Linked DNA regions of Homo sapiens: region 2 is linked to region 1. Evidence: chromatin contacts called from ENCODE Hi-C data. All regions are on one chromosome and are shown on one strand. Each heading gives the region's core, a stretch centred on a gene start or an enhancer-like site at or near the end of the contact. The rest is flanking DNA. Distances are from core to core; before and after follow the strand shown. Region 1 holds the start of RSBN1L (round spermatid basic protein 1 like). Region 2 holds the start of HSPB1 (heat shock protein family B (small) member 1).

Region 1 (2,924 bases), core at 212-2,711:
TCAGATCATTGTGTATCCGTAGCTGAAGTGGTGGAAACACCTGAAAAATTATACGACTAGCCTACATTTAAAAACAAAACTGACCCTGTCTGACAAGAACCCTTAAGAATTCGCCTTTTTCTAATGCTCAAACATTCTGCAGCCGCTTGATCTGGCGAAAAATCGTCAAAGCTCCTGGTTTTATCATTTGCTGCAGGGAAAAAAAGAATATGGCTGAAAATTCTTTCAGAAGGGTGGTATTTCAAACAGGACCACCCAAAACACTTAAGAATACGCAGCGGAGAGTAGGGTGCAGGGAGGGTACCTTACGAAACAGCGCACTTCGGGCCCTGCACGCTACCTCATTTCCCTAATAGGGATGAAAAGCTCAGGCCTCTGGTAGCTTCCAGCTGACGCCAGTGCTCTCTCCACACCCCTTTTTTGACAGGATTATCCGGGGTTGAACGCTGTGTCACAAATACGAATTCCCGCGACCACGTCTAAGTGGTCTAACAATCAATCAAGCATCTTTTACAAAACCAAACCCTTCCCCCATCCCGTTCCCTCCATCTCTCTCCCTAGCCAAACAAACCTAGGAGAGTCCTCAAGATGGATTTTCACAAATCCTGCAGCGCACTAACTGGGAGGAAGAAACGATACAGAAAATAAGAGTGTCGGCCATCCCCCTCTCTGCAACCGAAATTACAGGCTCCATTTCCTGTCCCCTTGGGAACTGCAAAATCCTCTGCTGAAAACCGGACGCCTCCCAGCCCCTCCAGGCCGGCGCACGCGGCCGCCGCGCTCCCCCTTCCCGGGCCCCGTGGGCGCCAGGGGGCGGCGGGGACCCACGGCGCCCTCCCCTCCCCCTCCCCGCACGGCACCCACCTCGGGGCAGCGGCTTCACCTCCCCGTTCTCCTCCCGGGAGGCCCCGCCGGCCTCTCGGGCCCCACCGAGACCGTGCCTCCTCCTCTCCTTCTCCCGCTTCTCCTTAGGTCTGCGCGACTTGGCGTTAGCCGAGGCAGCGGCGGCGGCGGCGGGCAGGAGGAGATGGTGAGGCTGAGCGTGCAGCAGCGTAGGAGGGACCAGCAGTTTGCGCGGCACCGGCTGAGACAAGGAAGCGGAGGCTGAGGAGGGAACGGCCGTGCCAGCGGAGAAAGAGAAACTGCTCCGAGAAGAGGACGGGGAGGGAGCAGCAGACAGAGGGGCAAAGCTCCAAGACGCGGGGCTGCCATAGCTCTGAGGCGAAGGTGCTGCCGGCGGCTGCAGCTGCCTGCTGTTCCCGCCGCTGCCCCCTTCTCCGTTCACTCTCCGCGGTGCCTTCTTCTCCTCAGTCCGGACCTTCTTGGCGGACAGAGAACCCGGAGGGTCCCGGGAGGAGAGTTGCAGCTTGCCAAACGGTTCTTTCTCCGAGACGGTGGCGGTGGGGGCCGCGGCAGCGACACAGTGCACGGGGCTCGGCGGTTCCGCCATTTTGCGCTCCTGTTGTATTTACTCTCCTCCGCTAGCCGGCGCGGGGCAGGGGGCGGGCCCTCCGCGAGGGGTAGGGAAGGGGCGGAGCGGCCAGGCCACCAGCCGGCATTGCTCCATTGGGCAAGCCACGCTGAGGGATCCACCTAAGAGCCAATCAAAGGCACAAACATCAGACGAAGGGGCGGGATCGCCACAGGGACCCTCTTCGGAGGTCAGAGCTCGGCGGGGTGCGGCTAGTGGCGGAGCGCGCTGCGAGGGGAGGGCTTTCCACTGTCGCTGGCGTGAACTCGCGTGCCCGGTGGGTATCAGGGAAGAACCCCCGCCCCGGACCCCCAGATCTGCCATGGCCGAGGTAGCGATCGTCTCTGCGGCCACGAAGACTGTTTTAACTTGTACCACTTTCCCTTCCATTTTTCCTGGGGTGCCTCTCACCCTGCATCTGCGCGTTCAGCAAGCTGGATTTCGGGAATGCTCAGTTCAGAAGAGAAAAAATTGCCGGGAATCAAGTCCTTCTTTTTGTTAGTCGGTAGTCGATTGATGGGAAGTGTTCAAAATCATTCGATGTGGTGACAAGGTACGTTATTATTGCTAGATCATGTGCTGTAATCCATTGAAGGAGATAACTTCCAGCAAATCTAGAACTTTAGTATTACTTACAAGCTTGAAGGTGAGAGTCTCCCTTTGGAGACTTTTGAACTGTTGTGACTAGACCCTTAAGATTTTTATTTTATTTATTTATTTATTTATTGGGACGGAGTTTTGCTCTGTTGTCGAGGCTGGAGTGCCGTGGCGCGATCTCGGCTCACCGCAACCTCCGCCTCCCAGATTCAAGCGATTCTCCTGCCTCAGCCTCCCCAGTAACAGGGACTACAGGCGTCCGGCACCATGCTTGGCTAATTTTTGTGTTTATTAGAGACGGGGTTTCACCATGTTGGCCAGGCTGGACTCGAACTCCTGATCTCAGGTGAGCGGCCCACCTCCGCTTCCCAAAGTGCTGGGATTACAGGCGTGAGCCACCATGTGCGGCCTTAAGATTTGAATTTTATAATAATTATTATAGCCGGGCGCGGTGGCTCACACCTGTAATCCCAGCACTTTGGGAGACCGGGGCGGGCGGATCACGAGGTCAGAAGTTCGAGACCAGCCTGACCAACATGGTGAAACCCCGTCTCTACTAAAAATGCAAAAATTAGCTGGGCATGGAAGCGCGCACCTGTAATCCCAGCTACTGGGGAGGCTGGGGCAGGAGAATCGCTTGAACCCAGGAGGCGGAGGTTGCAGTGAGCCGAGACTGCGCCACTGCACTCCAGCTTGGGCGACAGGGCAAGACTCCGTCTCAAAAAATAATAATAATAATAATAATATTATTATTATTATAACGTAGACTTGCCAGGAAAAATTCGTTGGCGATTATTTATGGATGTTTGAAAAGCAAGAATTGTTTTTTTAGGTTTCTGTATTTTAGCGTTTAGTA
Region 2 (2,924 bases), core at 1-2,500, 1.4 Mb after region 1:
CTTCCCTGACCCCACCCCCACGCCACCCACCCACCCCGACCTGGCGCCAGGACTCACGTGTATTTCCGCGTGAAGCACCGGGAGATGTAGCCATGCTCGTCCTGCCGCTCCTCGTGCTTGCCTTTGGGGGGAAGAGGGAAATCAGACTGCGGGGGAGGGGACTGCCTTTCGGCCCCGCTAGGCCAGAGGCCCCACCTCCTGCTTGGAAGCAGCCAGGACTGCAGGCTGGTAGGGATTAACAGAGGGGGTTGGGGATGGGGGCGTGCCCGCCGGTCTGGGCTCTCAGAAACTTCCGGAAAGTTCTTCGATTCAGAGTTTTGGGAGGAACGGAGCAGGGCGCGGAGCTGGGGAGTGAGCAGTACGCAGGCGCACTTGGAGCCGCGCACACGCCCACTCAGCGGCTAGAAACTGGCACCGCGCCAGGGAACTCCCCGCTTATCTGGGGATGGGGCTGTGGGTGGGAAGGGGACTCTGTAGAAAAGCGCATTTTCTCTCTTCATCGATGATCTTTAAAAAAATTTTTGTTTGCTTTTTTTTTGTAATGGCGCGGGGTCGGGGCGGGGGGGCGCGTCTCGCTATGTTGCCCAGGCTAGTCTTGAACTCCTGGCCTCAAGCGATCCTCCCGTCTCGGCCTCCCAAAGCGCTGGGATTACAGAGCAGAAAGCGCCCTTAGAAGCGACCCGCACTCCCAATTCCTGAGCAAGGGAATCAGGAGTCCTGTTTTTCCCGGTGCTGGGCCAACGTTTAACTCCCCAGGCCCCCGGGACCCCCGTTTCAACCGCACGCCCCCGGCCCTGCCCGCCCTGCTAGCCTCCTCCTCTCCCCTGCAGGAGCAGGGGGGCTCACCGGTGATCTCCACCACGCCATCCTTGGTCTTGACCGTCAGCTCGTCCGGGGCGAAGTGGTTGACATCCAGGGACACGCGCCAGCGGTCCGCAGTGTGCCGGATCTCCGAGACCCCGCTGCTGAGTTGCCGGCTGAGCGCGCGGCTGTAGGCGGGCGCGGCCACTGCGGGGCTCTCGATGGCGGCGGGGGGCAGGGGGCGCACGTAGCCTGGCCAGCTGCTGCCGCCTAACCACTGCGACCACTCCTCCGGCAGCCGGGGCAGCCCGAAGGCCTGGTCGAAGAGGCGGCTATGCGGGTACCAGTCGCGGAAGGGGTCCCAGCTGGGGCCCCGCAGGAGCGAGAAGGGGACGCGGCGCTCGGTCATGCTGGCTGACTCTGCTCTGGACGTCTGCTCAGAAAAGTGCGGGGCGCTGGGCTCGGCTGCGCTTTTATGCTCCTCCAGTCGGGTATTTTTAGCAGGCGGTGTTTGAGGTCTCTATTAATGGCAATGACCCGTTTGAGGGCCGCCCCTCCCCATGCACTCCTCCCCCAGCGTTCAGGGGCCGTGGGCGGGGCGAAGAGGGTTCAGCCCTCATCTGGAACCTTCTCTCGTTAAGGAAAGCAAATGAATTCGAGAGCGCGACGCTGGAGCCGTGCCACGGCAGGGCACTCGCCGGCCCTGGTGCTTAAGCGTTGCTGGCTGTGGCCCGTGGCCAGGGCCGTCCTTCTGTTAAGGAGGACAGAGCCAGACAGGTTGGGTTGGGGCATACAACTGAGAAGTGGCAGAGGCAGGATTGGAACCACACGCGTGTGAGATAGAATGTGATAAAAGGAGTCTGGTGCTTGAGCCCAGGAGTTGAGGCTGCAGTGAGCTATGATCTCACCACTGCACTCCAGCCTAGGCAACAGATCAAAGTCTTGTCTCTCAAAAAAATTTTAAAAAGGGGCTGGGTGCATGGCTCATGCCTGTAATCTCAGCACTTTGGGAGGCCAAGGCAGAAGGGTCCCTTGAGGCTAGGAGTTTGAGACCAGTCTGGGCAACATAGTGAGACCCTACTTCTACCAAAAAATATTTAAAAATTAGCTGGGCATGGTGGTGCATGCCTGTGGCCCCAGCTACTCCAGAGGCTGAAGCAGGAGGATCCTTTGAACCCCGGTGAGTAGAGGCTGTGGTGAGCTGGATTGCACCACTGCACTTCAGCCTGGGCTACAGAGCAAAACCCTGTCTCAAAATAAGTAAATGAATAAATACAAATACAAAAATAAAGCAGTCTGGGCTGGGCGTGGTGGCTCACGCCTGTAATCCCAGCACTTTGGGAGACCGAGGTGGGAGGATCACCAGAGGTCAGGAGTTTGAGACCAGCCTGGCCAACATGGTGAAACCCCATCTCTACTAAAAATACAAAAATTAGCTGGGTGTGGTGGCGGGCGCCTGTAATCGCAGCTGCTGGGGAGGCTGAGGCAGGAGAATTGCTTGAACCCAGAAGGCAGAGGTTGCAGTGAGCCGAGATCTCACCACTGTACTCCAGCCTGGGTGACAGAGTGAGACTCCATCTCAAAAAAAAAAAAAGAAAAAAGAAAAAAGCAATCTAGTAATCTGGTGTGGTTGTTAGGCGTGTGGACTTTGAAGCCAGACTGCCTGAATTCACATCTTTGTTCCATCACTAAGCAGATGAACTTGTGCAAGTTAGATTCTTTGTGCCTCAGTTTCCCCATCTGGAAAATAGAGATGATAATGATGGTAACAGTCATGCATTGCATAAAGATGTGTAAGTCAGCAAGGGACAGCAAATATGAAGGTGGTCCCATAAAATTATATTACTGGCTGGGTGCAGTGGCTGACATCTGTAATCTTAGCACTTTGGGAGGCTGATGTGGGAGGATTACTTGAAGCCAGAAGGCTGGAACAAGCCTGGGCAACACAGTGAGACCCCATCTCTACTAAAATTCAGAACAAATTAGCCAGGCATGGTGGCGTGGACCTGTAGTCCCAGATACTCAGGAGGCTGAGGTGGGAGGAGCACTTGAGCCAAGGAGGTCGAGGCTGCAGTGAGCCTGATGGTGCCACTGCACTCCAGTCCGCATGACAGAACAAGACC

What was found. A loop is a pair of places that touch in the nucleus more often than their neighbours do. Pooled maps may share reads with other maps.
Region 2: a map of CD4-positive, alpha-beta memory T cell shows a loop between it and region 1 (14-fold over the local background). The contact joins the promoter of HSPB1 here to the promoter of RSBN1L in region 1. A Hi-C loop is called at or near these places in 3 of 168 maps with a recorded cell type or tissue (CD4-positive, alpha-beta memory T cell, naive thymus-derived CD4-positive, alpha-beta T cell and ovary) and 7 of 50 pooled maps.

What each region holds. Positions count from the first base shown.
Region 1 is chr7:77,694,996-77,697,919 of GRCh38, reverse strand. It overlaps RSBN1L (round spermatid basic protein 1 like), which reads right to left and starts at 1,461. Exons shown (of 8, transcript NM_198467.3): 1 at 865-1,461. The coding sequence starts at 1,450. It overlaps APTR (Alu-mediated CDKN1A/p21 transcriptional regulator), which reads left to right and starts at 1,655. Exons shown (of 2, transcript NR_134254.1): 1 at 1,655-2,024. RefSeq lists silencers at 241-340, 631-950, 1,421-1,640 and enhancers at 1,161-1,390, 575-1,470, 1,471-2,366.
Region 2 is chr7:76,300,999-76,303,922 of GRCh38, reverse strand. HSPB1 (heat shock protein family B (small) member 1) reads right to left here and starts at 1,250. Exons shown (of 3, transcript NM_001540.5): 1 at 847-1,250; 2 at 58-121. The coding sequence starts at 1,210.